2 separate regions of the Homo sapiens genome follow, and region 1 is linked to region 2. Evidence: read pairs that join two places in POLR2A ChIA-PET (ENCODE). Cell type or tissue: MCF 10A. All regions are shown on one strand. Each heading gives the region's core, and the rest is flanking DNA. Links, peaks and the distances in the headings are about the cores only. Region 1 has its middle 20 kb from the start of STIM2-AS1. Region 2 has its middle 80 kb from the start of STIM2-AS1.

The links. Peaks named below come from ENCODE experiments on the same cell type or tissue, not always from the same donor. Only the 100,000 strongest peaks of a DNase experiment are listed, where the experiment ranks them.
Region 1: POLR2A ChIA-PET joins it to region 2 with 9 read pairs; 3 of 35 experiments call an interaction of 5 or more read pairs at or near these places.

What each region holds. Positions count from the first base shown.
Region 1 is chr4:26,836,033-26,845,884 of GRCh38, reverse strand. It overlaps a transcript of TBC1D19 not described here. Among named protein-coding and RNA genes, the nearest start is that of STIM2-AS1, 20 kb to the left of the region's middle. In MCF 10A, for the core only: no CTCF peak of the experiment used is centred there; a DNase peak (open chromatin) is centred at 6,094.
Region 2 is chr4:26,774,571-26,786,822 of GRCh38, reverse strand. It overlaps a transcript of TBC1D19 not described here. Among named protein-coding and RNA genes, the nearest start is that of STIM2-AS1, 80 kb to the left of the region's middle. In MCF 10A, for the core only: no CTCF peak of the experiment used is centred there; DNase peaks (open chromatin) are centred at 6,042 and 6,892.

The DNA.
Region 1 (9,852 bases), core at 4,198-8,197, 60 kb before region 2:
AATCATGGGGGCAGTTTCCCCCATACTGTTCTCATGGTAGTAAATAAGTCTCATAAGATCTGATGGTTTTATAAGGAGAAATCCTTTTCACTTGGTCCTCATTCTCCTCTTGCCTGCCACCATATAAGATGTGCCTTTGCTGCTCCTTCACCTTCTGCCATGATTGTGAGGCTTCCCCAGCCATGGGGGACTGTGAGTCCATTAAACCTCTTTTTCTTTATAAATTACCCAGTCTCAGGTATGTCTTTAGTAGCAGCATGAGAAAAGACTAATACAATGAGATACCTAGAATAGTCAAATTTCTAGAGAAAGAAAGTAGAGTAGTGGTTGCCAAGGTCAGGGGAGGAGGGAATGGGAAGTTACTGTTAACAGAAGTTCAGTTTGGGATGATGAAAAAGTTCTGGAGATGGATAATAGTGATAGTTGCCAAACATTGTGAATGTATCTAATGCCACTAAATTGTACACTTAAAAATAGTTTAAATTGTCAATATTATATTATTTATTTTATATTTTACCACAATAAGGAAAGTCTTGAAAAAACATAGAAGTTTACAATAACCCAGTAATTACACTTTTTGAAATGACTCTTGTAGAAATAGACCAAAATTTAAGTAAAGATGTTTATCAGAAAGTTATTTATAATTGCAAAACAACTCTCAGAAGCAATATAATGGTAAAATAAATGATGGCACATTCCCACTAACCTGGCAGCCCCAGGACATCAGGGACCTTGGCTGTTCTTGTTCTCTATCTCATCTCCACCACCTTCCTGTACTTGACACGTAGAAGATAATTGTTGATTTCATTAATATGGTGAAACACTATGTATGAGAATATTTATACAGGATTTTAATGATAGGAAAATGGTCTGTTATAATAAGTGAAAAAAACAGGATAAGACTTGTATATATAATTTAATTTCAACTATACAAAACAGAGGTTCTTGGTATGTGAAATAATGAATTCCCTCATTGTTTCAGCCAATCTGAACTGTGGTTTATAACACCTGAAAACATCCCAAGGGATCCTTCCACCCACACAAGAACTTTACTCATAAAGAGTTCCTCATGCTTTCTCATAGGTTATTAAGGAGAAAAGCGGAAAGTAGAAAAAAATAGTGGTACCATTAATAAAAGTTAGCTGACAGCAAAGGAAAAAACAGGAAAATATTTAAATAAAACACAAAAAAAGCAACTGTATCCCCATAAAACACAGCTGGCTGCAGCCATTTAGCATAGGATCGCAGTTTTACAGACTTGAATAACTTCTTCAGCTATTCTTACAATAATGGATATTTGTAATAATGATCCTGAGTCACTAATACAAATGTCCAGTTTGTGCAATATATTTTGTTTGAGAAGACAGAGCATTCTATAACACAGTTTAGAAGGATTTTCATTACAATGCTTTAAATATTTCAAAGTTTTGGGACTTATGAAATTAAATTCTTCTGGAAATCCACTTAGCTAGAACTTCTCATTTTCCCGATAATATTCAAGAGAAATGAAAAGCTATTTTATTTGACGATCTAAAATTCTTGTATTTATGTTGGAGGTTGGGTTTTCCTAAAACCTGGAGTACATAACAGGTCACCTAGGATGGGGCAGAGGGCTGATTTAAAATGCAGTTTTCTCAACTCGTCCCCTAAAGATTCTAATTTAGTGGGTCTGGGATGACGTTGAAGTACTGGCACTTCTAACAGACACTTCAGATGTTTTAGCCTAGACCTGAAATAATGGAATCAAGATATGAAGACTTAATTTAGGAATTGCTGGAGAGTTACCTGCTTTATTTTAAGGTTATATAGTTTGGATGTCCCCTCCAAATCCCATGTTAAAATATTTTCCCCAGTGTTGGAGGTGGACATGGTAGGAGGTGTTTGGATCGTGGGGCCGGGTCCCTCATGAAAGGCTTGGTGCCATCCCCTTGGTGATGTGTGAGTTCACACGAGATCTGGTTGTTTGAGAGTGTGTGGCACTTCCACACTCTCTTTCTCTTGCTCCCTCTCTTGCCCTGTGACAGGCCTGTTCCTGCTTCACCTTCTGTCATGGGTAAAAGCTCTCCAAGGCCTCCCCAGAAGCTGAGCAGGTGCTGGTGCCCTGCTTGTACAGCCTGCAGAATCATGATTCAATTAAACCTCTTTTCTTTGTAAATTACCTGGTCTAGGGTACACCTTTATAGCAACACAAATAACTGCTTGACACAAAGGTAGTTGAGGATCGTATCTGTCTTGACTTTACCAAGATTATATGATTCTGTTTTTAACTGGAAGGAACTCTTGCTCTGCTATTAATAAAGTTTAAAATTTAGTTTGGGTTAACAACTTTATCTCGGATGTCATATTTACTGTTGATAAAATTGTAATATAGTATATGCCGTTAATGGTCTCCGATGTCAATGCTACATTTTACCAGATGTCTTCATGGTCAGCACTATCTCTTCTTTCTCTATTTGAGATGTTGAATCCCAACCTCTGATACCTAGATGAAGGATGGGTTATCTGTAAGACACTGGGAAAAGCATTATGTGAATATAGAAGAGTCGTAATGAAATGTATTATGTGACTGAAAAGTTTGGGGAGACATAGATTTACTTGGATGTGACATTGATATGTATGGACCTTAACCAAACAAGCATGAAGCTTTAAAAAGTGTCATGTGAACACGTTCCAAAAAATTTTTAATACAGGAATTATTTTGCAACTCATTAATTTCAGTTATGTTTTATGTTTCTGGCAGTGGAAGAATTGTTGTTCCTGATTCTTCTCCTTCCCCTTTTCTTCTCCATGACAAGCCTGTGCTCAGAAATAACTTCTAGTCACCCAGATAGCTGTAGAAACGTATCATGCATGCTGCCTGAAAGACCTGTTCATTCTTAAAACCACAGATCATATATTACCTCCTCCAAGAGCCTTTTCCTAATTGCCCAGGAAGACTTAATTCTTCCTTTTTCTGTGAAAGAACAGAGAAAAATGAAAATGTTTCTACGATTTCATTCATCCATTCAACAATTTAGCAACTACTCTGTTACAAATGTGTGTCGAGATGATATTTCATTAAGAAAACATGGAAATAGGCCAGGCACTGTGGCTCACGCCTATAATCCTAATCCCAGCATTTGGGGAGGCTGAGGCAGGCAAATTGCTTGAGCCCAGGAGTTCAAGACCAGCCGGGGGCAACATGGTGAAACCCCATCTTTACAAAAAAATAAGAGAAAGAAAGGAAAGAAGAAAGAAAAAGAAAGAAAGAAAGAAAGAAAGAAAGAAAGAAAGAAAGAAAGAAAGAAAGAAAGAAAGAAAGGGAGGGAGGAAGGAAAAGGAAAGAAAGAGGGAGGGAGGGAGGGAGGGAAGGAAGGGAAGAAAGGGAAGGAAGGAGAAGGAAAGCCAGGTGTGGTGGTGCATGCCTATAGTCCCAGCTACCCTGTGGTGGGGGGATCACCTGTGCCCAGGAGTTGGAGGCTGCAGTGAACCGTGATCACACCACTGCACTCCAGCCTGGGTGACAGAGTGAGACCCTGTCTCAAAAAAAAAAAAAAAAAAAAAAGAAAAGAAAAGAAAAGAAAAAGGAAAACAAGGAAATGTAAAGGGAGAAACACACTTGAGGGATGATGTCAGGTGAGAACATGTTGAGCTTGAGTTGCCTGCAAACCCCCAAGATACAGCAGGTCTGGAGAGGAGATGCAGAATCCAGACTGAAGATGTAGTGGGGAACCATCAGCAAAAGCAGGCCTGGGCAGAACCAGGTATACAATTTGTGGGGCCTGATAAAAAATAAAAATTTGGTGGCCTTTGTTCAAAGAGCAGGAAAATTGCCATTAAAATGACTAAAGATACTAAGGTCCTAAAATATAAACTATTCCCTTTCCTCCAAGATCTCTCTTTCTCTCTCAACATGTCATGGTGAGTTTTTAATTCACTATTTAATATTGCTCTAAATAAAGATTTTAAATTACTGGCATGAATTTTACTGTTCATCTTTATATTGTGCAATGCCAGTTCTAGATGTAAATATTAGAACATTGAGCTCCTGTCAGAATCACTGACATCACACCATTCATATTTTATGGCTTGACCCCGGATGGTGTCTCAAGCTGGTCAGAAGAAATGAACACAAGCCAGACTCAGAGAAGCTAAAAGGAGAAAGAAAAGGTTCTCACAGGCACAGAGTGGCCCAAAGGATCCAAAAATACGCGTAGGGTAAGTTCAGACTCTCCCAGATGCTCTGGTTGCTGCCGTGGGACTTGGAAGTTCCATATGCCCTTGAGCCTGACAGCTGCCATGTTCCCCCTCTCACCAGCTCGCATGCACCACACCTCAGTGAGGGGCTGGGAAGTCAAGTCAGGCATCTCCACTTTCCAAGAGTCAGTTGTCCCAGCCCATAGCAGATGGGCAATCCCAAGGATATTGCAACCTCTGCATCAAGATGTGCTAGGGACTTGGATCACAGGGGGTAACAGGCTGACCCTCAACAAGTCATACACTTTTTTTTTTTTTTTTTTGAGACAGAGTCTCACTCTGTCACCCAGGCTGGAGTGCAGTGGGGTGATCTCAGCTCACTGCAACCTCTACCTCCCAGGTTCAAGCAATTCTCTTGCTCAGCCTCCCGAGTAGCTGGGACTACAGGCACACGCCACCATGCCTGGCTAATTTTTGTATTTTTGGTAGAGAATTTTGTATTTTTGGTTTCTCCATGTTGGCCAGGGTGGGCTCAAACTCCTGACCTCAGGTGATCCGCCCACCTTAGCCTCCAAAAGTGCTGGGATTACAGGCATGAGCCACTGTATCCAGCCTCATGCACTCAGGCTAGGGTGAGGACAGCCACTGTTGCCAGGCCTTGACTAGAGATGCAGGTGCAAGGACCCCAACCCTTCTTACACCTGCACTCAGCTTCCTGCCAGGGTGGAGGATAATGGCAGTCTTGGGGGGAAGGGTTAGAGGAGGAGAGTGGCAGGACCTGGGTCGGGGAAGGTTGAAGGAACAGGTGGCCAAGAACTCTTCTCAGGCTGAGAAGTGAGAAGAAGGGCAGTGAGAAGGACAGCGCTTGAGCTGAAATGCTAAGTCCCTGGCACATGCTCGTTATCCCATCGTATTTCACTCACAAAACATAAATTCAGAGATAACGTAAGAATTTCAAGATAGCAGCTGCAGAGCACTAACCCATGAGCATGGAGCCCTTCTGAATGTGGGGCTCAGGGCAACTGCACTGACTGCAAGCCCAGGAAGCTAGCCCTGGGTCTACAACATTTCCCACGAGGAGGAGAAAATAGAAGGGGACTAAGAAGGAACACAAGGAGCCTCAATATGATTGAGGTAGGTATGGGGGCCAGGGGAACAGCAGAAAAATGGGCAGAAACAAATAGGCAGAACCTATAAAGAACCAGGCCCAGAGGGCAAGAGAACCATAGACTCATCTACAGTACAGTCTTCTCCTCGGAGGTCTACAGTGATGTCTACTTTCCCTACAAGCATTAAACGAAAATTGAGCCAATAGTTAGAAATTAGAGGCTGGGTGCAGTGGCTCACACCTGTAATCCCAGGACTTTGGGAGGCCAAGGCAGGCAGATTGCCTGAGGTCAGGAGTTTGAGACCATCCTGGCCAACATGGTAAGACCTCGTCTCTACTAAAAATACAAAAATTGGCTGGGCATGATGGTGGGCACATGTAATCCCAGCTACTCAGGAGGCTGAGGCAGGAGAATCACTTGAACCCAGGAGGCGGAGGTTGCAGTGAGCTGAGGTCACACCACTGCACTCCAGCCTGGGCGACAGAGTATAACTCAGTCAAAAAGAAAGAAAGAAAGAGAGGAAGAGAGAAAGAGAAAGAAAGAAGAATTATAAACATTCTCATAAAAACCAAGTTTTCTTTAAAAAAAAAAATCAAAATATTTATCAATGCGGTGTCCACATTCCTCCATGACCAAAATCAACCAGAGACAGCAGCAGCTGCTACCTTAGAAGGGACACATGCCCACAGTTGGACAGGCTTCCTGTGACTCACCCTACGCAATACCAAACCCAGCTTCACCTGTGTAGACTGCAGCCAGCCTATGGGCATGTGAGTTTGGAGCCTCGGGTCTGCATTGCATGTGCAATGCCGCAGAAGGTCAACCAGGAGGAGACCTAAAAATAGGTCATTGGATCTGGCAAGGAGGAAAGCATTGGTGATCTTAATGAGAACAATCTGAATGGAGTTTTGGGATGGAAGCCAGATGGCAGTGGGCGGATAAGTGAATGGGAGGTGATGAAGTTGAGCCAGCAAGGGTAGAGACTAATTTTTTCAGCATTTTTTTTTTGACAGAAAGGGCGGGGGGGTGATGGAAAAGGAGATTGAACCCACCCTGCTATCCCTATGCCTCCCTCATGCTCCTTCCCACACATCTTCTTTAACTAAATAAAGAAGGAAAGTAACATGAAATGAAGCAAGAGCTCTGTTTGAAATTTTACACATTAGAAAAAAATCGATTCAAGACCAGAAGTGGAAATTAACTAGGCTTTTACTATGTCCTATTATAAGTATCATACTCAGAGATCTCAATCATAAGTATTTATTACTGTTGGAATTGGTGGTTAGAAAAATAAAGTTAGGCTGCTTGAGACTAATTCATAGGTTTTAATTTTTTAAAGCCGCTTTAAAATTTTTATCCTATGACGACATCGTTTTTATGGCAAGTTTAAGGAAAAAAAAACCCTTTTTGTTTATATTGTGGAAAGAAAGCAGAGTTGCACAGTTTAGGAGCTATTCTGAAAACCCAGGAAACTATTTGACAGCCCTATGCATGTTTCAAAATAGCAGGTAAACTACTTAAATCCTAAGATGTTGTATAGAATAAGCAACATTCCTCCATTCGATTGTTGAATAAACGAATCTTAAAATAAATGATGACATCTGTTTCCACCTACTGCACTGTTGTTTGGATGTTTCGTGGGCTTGTTTGTTCATATAGAATGTAATTTGGAAGGCTGATATTTTATTATGAACATATTTAGGTTGGGGTTTAACAGGCTCTGCATTTTATGAAGGATCTAACTTGGTCAAATATTCCCTATCCCAAAAGTGGAACTTACCAGAATTATCAGGCCATAAGGCCTCTTGCTTGGTGCTACTGGAAATGCTCTTTGATTTGTTAACAGATTCTGAAAGGCGATTTAGATCAGGTTTTGGAATCCTTGCGAAGTAATCAGATTTTAACTTTGACTTCCTCCAGTCTGACAAAGTACAGGAAGTCTGCTCCCTCCCGCTGTGGCCTACTCTCACCAACTGTTTTGAATGTGTTCTGCAGACTTCACCAGGGGTTCAGGAGATATGGAGCTTTTAACATATATACTGTGTTGGTGTGATTTTATGACTTCTAGTGGATGTCAAGTATGTAAGAACACAAGCGATGCTTTTTTTTTAAAGGGAGAAAATTGTATAATTCTTTTATTCCCGTTTTTCATGAAGTCATATATGTCAGCCAGCCTTTGCTTAATAAACTGCTAGATGTCTTTAATAAAAAACTTTGAGCTGGTGTCTACAACTTTAAGTACCAACCTTTGACACTAATAAATACTTTCAGCCTCTACAGTAAGCTGATACTGGTCACACAGACTGTGTCTCTCTGAAATCCAAACTTGCAAGTCAGTGAGCCAGCTTCGTATACATACGTCCAACAACTGGCCCATTCTACACTCAGATGCAGGTGGTATCGGAAGTTGCATGGGTGAGTAGGCTGAGGGTATGAGGAGGGAAGGACTTGGTGGCAAACAGAGGAAATGGATGGGAAAGGGGCCAAGAGAATGGGAAAATGAGCCATTCTCATTGCCTTGTTTCTTATAATTCAACCACTCTTTAGCCACAAGAAATATAGATTCTGTCCCCACTTAATCATTGAAACTGTTATCTGCAAACCCAGTGGATTTTTCTTCAACCTTTATTCTCCTTAACACCTTGCAGAATGTGACAGTCATTTTTTAGGGGAAAAAATGTCCAATTTTTTTATAAAATCTCCTTCTCTCTGGGCTTATGTAGCACCAACTGTCTTGGTCCTCCTGCTATCAATACTTACCATCCTCCTTTCTAACCAGCCTTTCTCTTACCTCCAACATTTCATCCTTCCCAGACTCACCCGCACCCCACATGCATCCTTGTAGGTCTGGCTTCTCTACTCTTGCCCTTAGTGATCTCATCCGGTGTCCTGTTTTTGCTTGTCTCCTCCATACAGATGATCGCTAAATCATGTTATGTAGCCTCAGCTTCTTTGCCCAGTTATAGATCAATATCAATGACTAGTGAAAAGAGCTAAGAGATTGGAATTTAAATCAAATGATATCACATATGTGAAAACTCCAAGTGCTATACAGATGCCAAATATTATTCTCTGCCTTCCACAGCTTTCAAGCCACTTTCATTCTTCCTGATATCTTCCTGACATCTCCTAGGGGCCCTACCTTCCAGTTAAACAGGGGGAAAATTGTGGTGCCATCTTTGATTTTCCTCTCTCATTCATCTCATCCAACCAGTGCCTCTAAATACTACATATTTGCTAGTCTATTGCATCTTTCTTTTTTTTCCAACTCATCACACTCACCACTAAGCAAAATGGTCTTCTCCATGCCCATCTCCCATTATGGCACTTGACTCAGGCCTCAGTGAATCTCTATTGCTTACCAAAACCAGTACAAACTTTTCCACCCAGTATTGGAGCTTCTCCATTATATAGACCTTTTATGCCTCTGTGGTTTAGTGACTTGCCACTCTCCTATTCATTCACTATGCCCTAACCAAATAGGTTGATTTTCACTCTCCACAACCCCTCCAAACATTCCCATTCTGGACACTTGCTTGGGGCAGTCTCTCCAATGGAATGCCTTTCTGTCTTCTCCCGCTATCCTGTCTTCAAGGCAATATGGGTCTGGGTCCAGGCTCGAAAATAGACTCCCACTCTAGATGTTTCAAACACAGGGAATTTGATACAGTGAATTGATTTCCAAGGTGCTGGGAGGTTTGGAAGAGTAAATGGAAGAAACAGAGGGGTTAAAGGAGCAAGAAAAGAAGCCATAGCTAAAATTCCTTGGGCTGAAGTCCCTACATTCACACTTGCTGCTGTGAGGCTTGCCAGTTCTGGAGAGACAAAGGGACATGGCTGGAACTGCTGGAAAGCTGCTGCCTCTGCCTGGGCTGCTGCAATCTGGAATTCTCCTCCTCCCTGCAACCCCTGCTGCTGCTCCAGCAACTTCCAGCAGTCTTCACTCTCAAAACTAGAGCAGGACTCTTCTCTCTGCTGCTGCCTTTGGATTTTCCTCTGGACCCAGCTGGCAAGGGAGCCTAGGAAATGTAGTTTTCAGACACCTGTTCGTACCTCTACAGAGCATAATATAGAAAGGCAGCTGGGGGTGCAGGACAACAGCTCAAAAGCTGGACAAGGGCCCAGTACAAACACTACATATTCCCTGAAGTGTTTCTTGATTCCCACCTCCCTCTGCCCCTCCAACACCATCAGCTTCAAAAGACTTCTCCCTCTTCTCAATTTTGTCCATGGGTCTCTTTGAATTCATTTAAAATACATTTGTTGAGGAACCCCTCTGTGCCAGGCACTGTGCTAGAAGCTGGAAATACAACTATGAGTAAGACAGACTTGGCTGCCATTCTTCTAGAACTTCATGGAGTTTAAAGTCTAGTTGAGGAGACGTACAATTAAATAAGCAATTACAATGTAGCTTGATGAGCATTAAGACAGGGGAGGTCGAAGTGTCAGGGCACATAAGAATGACGTTTAAACCAAACTGGAAGGGTCAGGAAGTGCTTCCAGAGGAAGCCAAAGTCTGAAGCCAAAGAGGCAAGGGCCAGGGAGAAATGCTCTTGATAGAAACAAA
Region 2 (12,252 bases), core at 4,911-8,910:
TGCCATCCTTCCATCCTTCCACCCACCCATCCATCCATCCATCCATCCATCCATCCATCCATCCATCCAGGCATCCACCCACCCACCCACCCACCTATCCACCCACCTGTTCATGCTACCATCCTTTCAACTGGCTATCTATCCATTTACTTGCCCATCCCCAAAAACCTACATGCAGCAAGACAGCTCTCTCCCACCTTCAAAGTCCTGTGACACTGTGTTTGCAGCACCACCCCCCGATGTTGGCCCAGTGAAATACTTCTCCTTTTCTAGTTTAGGCACTGCCTCAGCCTCTCGAGTAGCTGGGACTACAGGCACTGGCCACCATGCCTGGCTAATTTTTTGTATTTTTAGTAGAGATGGGGTTTCACCGTGTTGGCCAGGATGGTCTCGATCTCCTGACCTCGTGATCCACCTGCCTCGGCCTTCCAAAGGGCCGGGATTACAGGTGTGAGCCACCGTGCCCGGCTGGTACTACTTCTTTAACTAGACTGGAAGCTCTAAGAACTGGGATCTGGTGTCCCTCACAAAGCCTAGCCCAGCACTTTGGCGACATTGAATACTCACTGACAACTGGCTAATGACTGAGCACTCACCCTGCTTTTATGGGCAGCCACGTCCCAGGAGCAAGAGGCAAGGTGGCTAGGCTTAAACGAGGCCATTCAAGAAATGTCAGCAGATGAAGGGTCTTTTGCCAAAGTCCTGAGCCAGTGCCTCCTGGAACCCAAAGAAACCCTAATTTCAAACTCTTTCAAAACCTTTTGACAGGGACACACTGCTGTCAAGAAAATCCTGTAATGAGCATGGAGCTTTAGCCTTGAGATTGTAATCACAGGAAATGTAGTGTTCAGTTTCCTAAGAAACCATTATTCTTTTTCTTTCCATTCTGCCTGCCTACCCCTGTGTATTACAATGGAAGCCTCTGGTGAGTGGAATACAAATCCAAAATACTCTTCAATAGCAGCCAAAGTGGTATTTCTAAAAAGTTCCTAAAGACCCCAGTGCTATGTGGCACAAAGAAAAGGAATGATAAAAGCAGCAGTTGTCTGAAACTGAATCTGTTCCTGTTCACATATATGAACAGACAAGCAGTTGTATTTACAGTCATCTCTACACACACACACACAGTGTACGTCTGTGTGTGCATGCAATGCCGTGGTCCCCACCCAAACACCTGCCCATCCAGATTGAGTTCTTTTTCTAGTCCTGCTCACACTTTGTGCATTATTTTTGCCACACTGTACTATGATCTTTTGTTTACCTGAATACTTCCTCCACTAGACAGAGAACTTCTTGAGAGGAATAACTATGTCATCATCATCGTCATCATTGTCATTGTAGTAATAGTTAACTTGTGTCACTGCTAACTATTGACATGGTTATCTTTTCTATGTACATTGTTGGACTTCATCCTGCCAAAACAACGCTGTGCTCTTACAGTTCTTGGGTGCCATTTTGTTCTCTGAAGTCCTTTGCATATTTCAGCAAGGTCTATCTTACTTTTATTTAATTTTTTAAAAGTTTAATTTTAAAAAGAAAAAGAAGCAACTATTTGGGAGAAATGTTAGGCTATCCCTACTTTTTCCCTTTATTGAATTTGTCATCCTAGAGACACTTTTGAATTGGATTGTAAAAACTACCAATGCCATGTCAAAATAATAGCTAGAGTGGGTAGGGAGATAAAAAGACCTAGATCTGAAATGGCTTCTAACATTTCAAATGGCTATGTGATTTTGGGCCAGTCCCTGCACCACTCTGAGCCTCAGTTTTAACTCATGTGAAGCAGTTTCTTTTGGTGGATATTGGGAGAACTAGGGAGGACCTAGGCCCAATGCTTAGCATGGCGTGTGGCACCAATAATAAGCAATAATAAATTGTGGTTATTGTTACCATTATTTTCATGGTCAACATTCACCCTTTGATACTGGAGAGTAACATAAGCTGGGATTTAGTATGAATGTATATCATGGCAGTTTTTAATTATCTAAAAATTATTAGCCAATGCTCCCCAAGGCAGAGAACTACTTTTCTTCTCATAAATTCAGAAAGTGCTTAGTATCAGAACATGAACCTGCTCTCCAAGAGATATAAGGATACTCAAGCATGTTGTCACTGGAGGCCTTAGGAGCTTTGTAGGCGGAGGAAAGCAGAAGTAGACAGTCTTGGAAATGTCTCTTTGGTATGTCAACAGTGAGAAGAAACTGTGAGAAGATTTGGGAATGTCCATAACAAAGGTTTCTGATGGGCAATTGGGTGGATTGCCCAGTGTTTCACCAGCCCAGCATACACTGGTAGCCTGAAGAAGCAAGGTGAGGATGAGGCTAGCCATAGCCTAAGATCTGAGGTTGGGCTCCAGGGCTCCTGCCAAGTGCCTTGGGTAGTCACAAGATGGCTATTGGCCTGAGAGATAAGAGGCTGACACAATAATTTTTAATCTCTCACTGCCTTCTCAATACTGGACTTATGGAACAAAGAGATGGTAGTAAAGACCCAGTCTCCAAGATTCTTTACTAGGAGACTCAATTGGAAGAAGCCCAGGGGTATCTCCTGGGATTCTGGGTAACCCTTGCTCTAATGCTGTCAGTCACCATAGCCTTTGTCTTAGCCTGCACAGTTTCTCTACCCCTACCTTAGTGTGAACAAGTTCATTCAGGTTGTTTTGTATGCCTGGGAAGGATGAAGAAGTTTTTATTGAGGGTGAAAAACTGGAAAGGCAATTTGAAGCCAAAGCCATTGAGTGGCCAAAAATCTCAACAAGATTAGTACACAGGGCTTCCAGGAGGATGGAGGATAAGTTCAACTCTGACCTGGTTCCCTGGTGACCAACAAAGAAACTTGAAGGGGGAGTTCTGGAGATGGCAACCACCAGAGGCACCTCTGGACCATTCCCAATGTTTTGAATTTAGAGAACATACTTGGATGCTCCTCATAATTTGGTGGCCTAAGATGCATGGTGGCCTAAGATGCATGGTGGCCTAAGATGCATGGTTGCCAGGCATTGTAGGGGAATTATGAGCAGCACATGTTTCTCCAAATGCAAAACCATGAAGAGCATTTCTTCTCAACTGATTCATCCCCACCCGCATCCTCCTGTCTTATATCTCCCCCATCTAGCTATTATTTTGACACTGTATTGCCAATCTTTACACTTCAGTTCAAAAAGCATACCCCCTTTATTTCTCAGAGATGACAAGTTCTTTTGCATAAAAGTGGATAAATAGGATTGGCTAATATTTCTACCAAATATCTTTTTTTTAAAAAATGTGCTTTTTATCTTGGAATAAGACATTCCAAATTGTTCTGATTATTCTGTTCAAAATGTTTGAACACTCAAAACGTTTTTCAGGAGACCTTCAATCTGAAACCAAACATTTTTCCCTCATTCATTTCAATAGGTGTTTCTCTAACATATGGCAAGTCATTGTCAGTGATGAGCATTTAGAATTAATCACTCCTTATGCCTTTAATTAAATCTTCAAGTTGGAAACTATGAGATACTTTATTCCAAATACCCAGAGAAAACATGAGCAGCCTTCATTTCTTGTTGTAACAATGCCAGTTTTCCATAATCTGACCTTCACGTGACACCAGTGGACCAGAACCTTTCTTCAAAGCACTGTATGTATTTTTATAACCTAGATGCTCAAGATGACGACAGAGGATTATCTTCGATTATTAAAGATGTTGGAACATTCTTTATTACAGATGGAAAAAATAGCCCCGCGGTTAGTTATGATCCATGCTTGAAGCTGATTTGAGTTGTCTTTTGTTGTCACAAGGTGTGGACTCCAACTGTGGATTGTACAGGATTATAAGTACCTATGTTCTTTAGGAACAATATTTCAAAGCAGATTAGATACATGACTCACACATTCTGCAGTCGTATTTTGCAGTAAATTGAGAGTCATGTTTGATCATAAAAAATTCAAATATACTTACAAAGAGAAAACAATCTGTATTCTCTTTCCTGAGCAAGCTGGTTTTTTTTTTTCTCAAGGAAAACTTTTGGATATATTGCTTTTGGGATATATAGTATGCTCTGTTTTCTTATTCCACACTCTTTTGTTTGTTTTATTAAAAAAAAAGTCAATGTTTTTAATCCATACATCCTTTTCTTCTAGAATATGAATAAATAAATGATTAGTCACTAGAAACACTGGCATAGCCACAAGATGCCAATGTCAAAAGCAATCTAGTTTGACAGTAAAGCTTTTGGTTTAAGCTTTGTCTCTCAAGCACAGAAAGTACAATGCTAAATTTAAGAGAAAGATGCAAAACTACATATAATTAAGAGTCTAATTCCAGTTTTGACGTTTGGCTGCTGACAACTTTCAAGCCCCGTGACTGCCCTTTCCATTTGGTTCCACATCTGGACAAGCTGATAAGAAAACCCCAGTGCACCAGTGAGAAGTTCAAACCATGCAGTGTTCAGTCTGTGTGCAGGAGCCCTCCACTCAGCCCCACACTCTAACTGCGATAAAAACCCCAAGCTAGTCTCCTTTCCCTGCTTTCTCAAGCCATTTATGGACTTCCTTGGAATCCTACTCTGCTCTTTCTAGAAAGCCTCATTATGCAAGAAACCTTTCCATACCCTCTTAAGATGTATGTGTGACATCATCAGTTTTGACATCTGAACCAAATTTTGGGTTGGGGGGAGTCCATCCTGCCTCTGCGGGGTGATAAAAACAGTAGAGTGTGATTTCATTAAAACATCTTAAATATAGATACATATCAACCATTACATATGTGAGCAGGAAGAAAAGCCACAAAGAAATACACCAAAACATTCACAGTGATTATCTGGGCAGTAGGATATGTGTGCTTGCTTTCCTCTTCATGTTTCTCTGTATTTTCTAAAATTTCTGCTATAAAGGTATATTTTTTTTATAAGCAGATATCAATGTAACATGGAAGTGAGTAAAAAATGTTCTGCCTTAAGAGAAAATAATTAAAATGCTCAAATCATTTTTATTAGTTTTTAAACATTTGCCTAATCCTGAATTACAAATACAAAAAAAAAAAAATCAACCTTGATGATCTATTCTTCCTCTCTCTTAAAAAGAAAACAAAGGAAACCTAAGTAGAAGTTAAGTTTCACTTTTTAGTAAAGTTGTAATCTAATCTTTGAAACTATTTGGATGTAAGTCAGCATGGGAAAACATATTTCTGCTAAAAATACCATTATCCTCAGGACTTAAAGGCTGAACCAAACTCATTTAAACCTAGAACCACTTAAAATGTTAATTAAAAAGGTATTAACATCAGCATCCTGCATGTGGCCAATCTTGCAGATTTTTACCCTAGGAACAGTAGGTCCTGTTCTGTAAATTTCCTTTTAGATAGATTGGGGTGGCGAAAAGAGAGAAACTACATAGGCCAGACACACACGACCTCCCAGTGGAAGAGGTTTTATTTCCCCCGTCTTAGAGGTGAGAGAACTGACATCCAAGGTCACATCACTAGGAAGTTGCAGAGAACCAGGTAACCTGACTTGAGAGCCTCACTTTGTTACCCAGCCCCCCTTACCTCTAGAGAACCCCAATTCAACCTGATTTAAAGGGGCTCAACAAATAATGGTTTGATAAAAGCAATGGCCCTCAAACTTGGACTTGCACCAGAATCACCTAGAGAGCTGGTGAGACACAGAATTCTGTATCCCAGCACCAGAGATTCTGCTTCAGTAGGTCTGGGATGGTGTCTGACAATTATTTCTAACAGGTTCCCAGGTGATGCTGATGCTGCTTCCCAGGGACCACACTGAAAATAGTAAGTGAGAGCAAGAACCTCAACTCTGGACTTTCCAAGGCACATAGTTCAAGACCTGGATCCTAGAGGCCCTAAGTATTTATGTAATTTATTTGATGCTTAAGGCTGCCGGAGGGCCTGTGTAGCCACTGAGCCTTGCCATCTCATAGATGGCAAATCTCCACACATCAGGAACTTCCCTCCAGAGGTGCCAGGCTTCCTCCATTGTCCTCAATTGGCTAGTCAGCTACCCCTTAGGTGAAGTTTTACTAGGCCAATGACTCACTTCAGGGCCAGGAAATGTCTTCTCTCATTTCAGCCCTAAAAAGCCTACATAGAAATAGTACTCTCAAGGGAGGTGTTACAAGGCTGGGGCAAGTGAAGACAGGAACTTAAGTCTACTCAGACCAGTTGCAGGAGACCAGAAGCCTGTCGCAAGGGCTGAAACAGATTGCACTGTGGGTAGCTGGCTACTTGCTAGCTGGGACACTGGTCTTGGGCAGTTTGTTGAGCCACCTCATCTGGGAAATGAAGTTTTTCCTTGGCTGTCCTTTGGGAAGCAATGAGGATTAATTATCATCTGATGCTGTTAGTAGGGAGGAGAAACCTGCTCAATCTCTGAGCCACATTGCCTCTTTCAGTTCCCAGAGTAGCTTTCCCTAAATGGTTGGAAACTGTAAGGAAATTAAAGAGTCTCAAGAATCTGGGTGAAAAGTGTTATTCCGCAGGGTAAAAAGGTTATGTTCTGACGACCAGTTTTATCTGGCATGTGGTAAGATGCCTTGTTAACTAGTGCTTAGGAAAATGTCATTGAATAAGCCCCAAATAAATGTGGGACGATCCTAATTTAGAAACAGATTTTAAGAATCCTCTACTTGGCTGCCTTTATGTTGAATATCCTAAGGTCTCAGTTTTTCCCTTCTCTTTCTGTTCTTTCCTGTCAAAGCTAGACAAAGTGAATTAGTTTGCTCTTCTGTAGAGGTTAACTTTTGGCCCAGTGGAATTCTGGGTAAGTGTTTCGCCATCTCAGAAATGGCCAGCTAAGGCTGTTGAGGATTCCTTAGCCCTGGCATGTCCAGAGGGAAGCCCTTACCTAGCTACACCAGCAAGATTTCCCACTCTGCCACAGGCCAGGGGATGAGTCAAAACTTTGGGATACAGCCAAACCCAGTGTGGACCTGCCACCACACTCGACAAGTCCCACACAACCTGCTGATGACAGTTGCTTGGGTCTTGCCAAGGGAAAAATATGTAAATTATAAGCTGGAGTGAGAATAGTTCATGTTCAGTCCTGCCAAGCTATCAGACCACATATTGTGTGTCATGAATGGATCTGTGATGAAAAACAAATCAAGTTCCATCATGCCATATCTCTTAGGCACTTATCCCCAGGGCCCTTCTTATTCTGCTGGCTTAAGCTCCTCTGTGTTATGGCCTGAGATTTTGCAGTTTTGACTTAGTCCAAAACCCAAGTAAGCACACAGCAGACCAAGCAAGTGCCCCAGTTGCTGCTGGGAAGCCTGGAGACAGGAACCCAGGGAAAAGAAAGAGAAGGACCCGGGGAAAGAAAGGTAGACAGATGGTGAAGGCACAGGCAATGAGAAAAAAGTATGTGTTTGCAAGAACTCTTGCCTTGGGGCTGCAAGCAGCAGCCTGATCCCAACTGTCTGGCACACCTAGGTGGGTCTGCCCAGCACCAGGTGTGAAGTAACCTGGGGAGCCTTGTAAGAGCCTGCAGCACCTCCACCCCTTCTCCCGGAGTTCCTTTTTTGCTCTCAGGTGGAGTTAGAAGGCCAGGACTGTGCCTTAGAGAAGCTTTCCTTGATTAGATGCTATTTGTATTTATTGACATTGTTGAAGGAGGCTTCCGGTAGTTTCATTTAACTCCAGAAACTTTTAGGAGCAGCAGAAACTACCATTCGAGAACTTGTTAGAAATGAAGAATCTCAGGCCCCAAACTAGATCTACTGAATCAGCATGTGAAGATGAGAAGCTCCCAGTATTCTTAGGAACATGAAGGACTAACCGTACTGTTTTAAGACCTAGCTCCCAAACATGGCTATACTTTGGATCACTTGGGGAGTTTTAACATATGCTATGCTCCATCCCCAGAGATTCGGATTTGATTTAATTGATAGGGGTTGTGGCTTGGGTATCAGGAATTAAAAATTATTCCAAGGGATATCAGTATGCCATAAAATTTGAGAATTATAGCCTAAAATACCTTTAGATTTTTCTCTAGACCAGTGTTTCTTAAATTGTAATGGAGATTGAAATAACCTGGAGATCTTATAAAAATTCAGAATCTCATTCAGTAGGACTGGAGCAACTGAGATTCTTCAGTTCTAATGGGGTTTCTGGTAATGCCAATGATGCTGGTCCAAGGGCTAGATTTTGAGAAGCAAGACTGTAAGGCATATGAGAGTGACCATCTGAAGGAAAAGCAGTGAAATAAACTCAGAAAGGACCCAGGCGGCAGGGTAATATGGAAAAAAGACCTAAAGATTCATAGTTGAGCAGACCTCGGTTCTGGTTCTTCCCCTACCACCTGTGGAATCTTGAATAAATTATATAATCTTTCCTTTCCTTTTTCCTTTCCTTCTTCCCTTCCCCCTTCCCTTCCCCCTTCCCTCCCCTTCTCTTTCCTTTCTTTCTTTTTTTTGAGATGGAGTCTCACTCTGTTGTCCAGGCTGGAGTGCAGTGGCACGATCTTGGCTCACTGCAAGCTCTGCCTCCCAGATTCACGCCATTCTCCTGCCTCAGCCTCCCGAGTAGCTGGGACTACAGGCTCCCGCCACCATGCCTGGCTAATTTTTTCTATTTTTTAGTAGAGACGGGGTTTCACTGTGTTAGCCAGGATGGTCTCAAACTCCTGACCTTGTGATCCATCCACCTCGGCCTCCCAAAGTGCTGGGATTACAGGCATGAGCCACTGTGTCCGGCCTCTTTCCTTTCCTTCTCTCTCTCTCCCTCCACACCCCACCATGTCTCCCTCCCCTCCCTTCCCCTCCCCTTCTTTTTTTCTTACAGGGCCCTGCTCTGTTGCCCAGGTTGAGACGCAACTGCATCCTCAGCCTCATGGGTTCAAGCAATCCCCCCACCTCAGCCTCCTCAGTAGCTTGGACCACTGGCATGTACCGCCACGCCCTGTTAATTTTTTATAGAGACAGCGTCTTATTATGTTTCCCAGGCTAGTCTTGAACTCCTGGGCTCCAACAATCCTCACACCTTGGCCTTCCAAAGTTCTGGGATTACAGGCATGAGCCACCATGTCCAGACAAAAAATCTTTCTGATTATCAGTGTCCTCAATTTAAAAATGGGGGTAAGAGGCCAAGAGCATTGGTTCAGACCTGTAATCCCAGCACTTTGGGAGGCCGAGCCTGGTGGATCACTTGACGCCAGGAGTTAGAGACCAGCCTGGCCAACACTGCAAAACCCTGTCTCTATTAAAAAGTACAAAAATTAGCCAGTTGTGGTGGTACACGCCTGTAATCCCAGCAATCCCAGCTACTCTGGAGGCTGAAGCATAAGAATCGCTTGAATCCAGGAGGCGGAGGTTACAGTGAGCCAAGATTATGCCACTGCACTCCAGCCTGAGGGACAGAGAGAGACTCTGTCTAAACAAACAAAACCAAACAAACAGGCAGAGTGCGGTGGCTCACGCCTGTAACCTCAGCACTTTGGGAGGCCAAGGTGGGCAGATCACCTCAGGTCAGGAGTTCGAGACCAACCTGACCAATATGATGAAACCCCATCTCCACTAAAAATACAAACATTAGTGGGGCATGGTGGCGGGCACCTGTAATCCCAGCTACTCAGGAGGCTGAGACAGGAGAATCGCTTGAACCCAGGAGGCAGAGGTTGCAGTGAGCCAAGATTGCACCATTGCACTCCATCCTGGGCAACAAGAGTGAAACTCCGTAAAAAAAAAAAAAAAAAAAGAAGAGAGAGAGATGCCTAATAGAGCTATGTAAAGATATAAAGTGGCCTGTCCCAGCGTTTCCTGTAGAATAACACCAAAACAAGGAAATAAAATAAATTCTGCAACTATAGTTCTACAAGCTATAATTCAACAAAACGTTCTTGAAATAAAAAAATTTGAAATTACATATTGAAAGAGCACACGATGAACTTCAAAATGTGAACACAAAACAACAAACAGAAAGATATATATTAGTTATTACTTGGCTTAATGAAAAGGAAAAAAATCCTTACAAAATCTAGGCAAAAACTGCAAGTGATTTATAAGGGAAAGAAAATTAGATGACCATCTAATTTTAAGCCAGAGAAAAACAGAATAACATATTTAAGATACACAAGGAAAGAAAATGTGAGCCAAGCATTTTACATGTAACTAAACTTACTTTCAAGAAAAAGAGTACATACAAGCTCTTATCAACATATAAACTTAAGAGATTATTTTCTCCCATGAGCCCTTCTTGAGGTATCTAAATAGAAAACAAGCTTCAGACAACCAAAATGACTAGGATGACATTGACACAAGTACAGATGGTGGGTATTCAATATAATTACTTGTAGAACTAAGACTAAGGGGTTAAATGGACTAGGATATAGTCTGCTCTGGCTATATGCTCTGACAATGTAGACATAGTGCAAAATTGGGAAAAACATATAATACAGACATTTACAAACTCTTCTGTTGGGGTGAGTTTTGTTATCTTAAGACTATTATATGTGAATTGTTGGATAAAGCAAATGAATGATTATAGATATTTTATCCCATCACCTCTTGTATTCTTGAAAACTATTATTAGTATGCAGAAAAAAATTATATATATATGAAAGCTTAAGTAAAAATACAAAGTCTGTATTTGAATTTGAAATTACCTCTGAGCACCTGAAAAGGCCTAATAACAATGACCAACCTACTAGCAATGATTAGACCTAACGATCAGATTGTGGCCTTAAAATATTGTTTACTACTAAAAGATACCATGACTTCTTTGAGAATTGACTAATTTCAGGTTTTGGGTAGAAAGTGTATAAGATAAACTTGGAACATCTTGTCATACCTGATGGCAAGTAAGCTTTCAATGATGACTAGAGTCATGACAAAAAAAACTTTACTCCTTGAAGTGGCTGTCACTGACTGAAGATGGGAAACCTTGAACCTCAATAAGGATAAAAACTGCATGGGAATGAAACCCATAACATATCACATTTAACTACATAAGTTCACAATGATATTAAAAAAAAACTGACCACCTTTGAAGAATAATAAGATACCAACTCATTGCCTTGAAAACTGACAAATAAAGGGAAAGCCCTTTATTTGTCAGGATCAAGCAAATCCTGGCTTTCCTGTATGAATTTGTCTTAGTCCATGTTGTTCTGCTATAACAGGATACCTGAGACTGGGTAATTTATAAAGAACAGAAAGTTATAGTTCTGGAGGCTGGGAAATCCAATATCAAGGTGTTGGCATTTGGAGAGGACCTTTTTGCTGTGTCATCTGATGGTGGAAGGGCAAAGAGTAGCCACCCTGAAAGCCCTTTTAGTAAGGCACACATGAAGCTGGAGCCCTCATAGCCTAATCATCTCTTAAAGTCCCCACCTCCCATACCATTATATTGGCAATTAAATTTCTTTGTTTCTTTCTTTTGAGACAGAGTCTCGCTCTGTTGCCCAGGCTGGAGTGTGGTAACACAATCACAGCTCACTGCAGTCTCCACTTCCTGGACTCAAGTGATCTTCCCACTTTAGCCTCCTGAGTAGCTAGGACCATAGGCGTGTGCCACTATATCTGGTTAATTTTTAAAAATGTTTTGTAGAGACAGGGTCTCACTATGTTGCCCAGGCTGGTCTCAAACTCCTGGGCTCAAGTGTTTCTCCAGCCTTAGCCTTCCAAAGTGCTGGGATTACAGGTGTAAGCCACTGCATCTGGCCTGGCAATTAAATTTCAACATGAGTTTTGGAGGGTACAAGCTTTCAAATCATAGCAGTACTGCCCTAAATTATTAAAATGCAATTTACCAGTTCTCAATACTAACATACGAAAAGAGAAAACTTATATGGTTATTCTCAATGGATACAGAAAAGTCATTTTTACAAAATTCAACCTTAGTTCCTAATAAAAAAACTCTCAGCAAACTTGGAATAGAAAGGAAATTCCTTAACCTTACAAAAGGCTGAAGCCTGCTGCTCATATGTAATGGAGACAGAATAAGTGCTTTCCTTCTTAGATTAAGAACTTGTGAGGGATATCACTCTTACAATGTCTACTCAATGTTTTCTTGGAACTTTTAGCAATGCAAACAGACAAGAAAAAAATAAAAGATATTGATATGGGAAAGGAAGCAGTAAAACTGCCTTTATCAGCAGACAATATTATCGTTTATGTAGAAAATATTAGATAATCTACAAAAAAATCTACTAGAACTAATAAGTAAGTTTATCAAGGTTTCTGGTTATAAGATCAATATACAAAAATCAATTGTATTTCTATATAGTATAACAATCCAAAATTGAAATTAAACAACAGCACT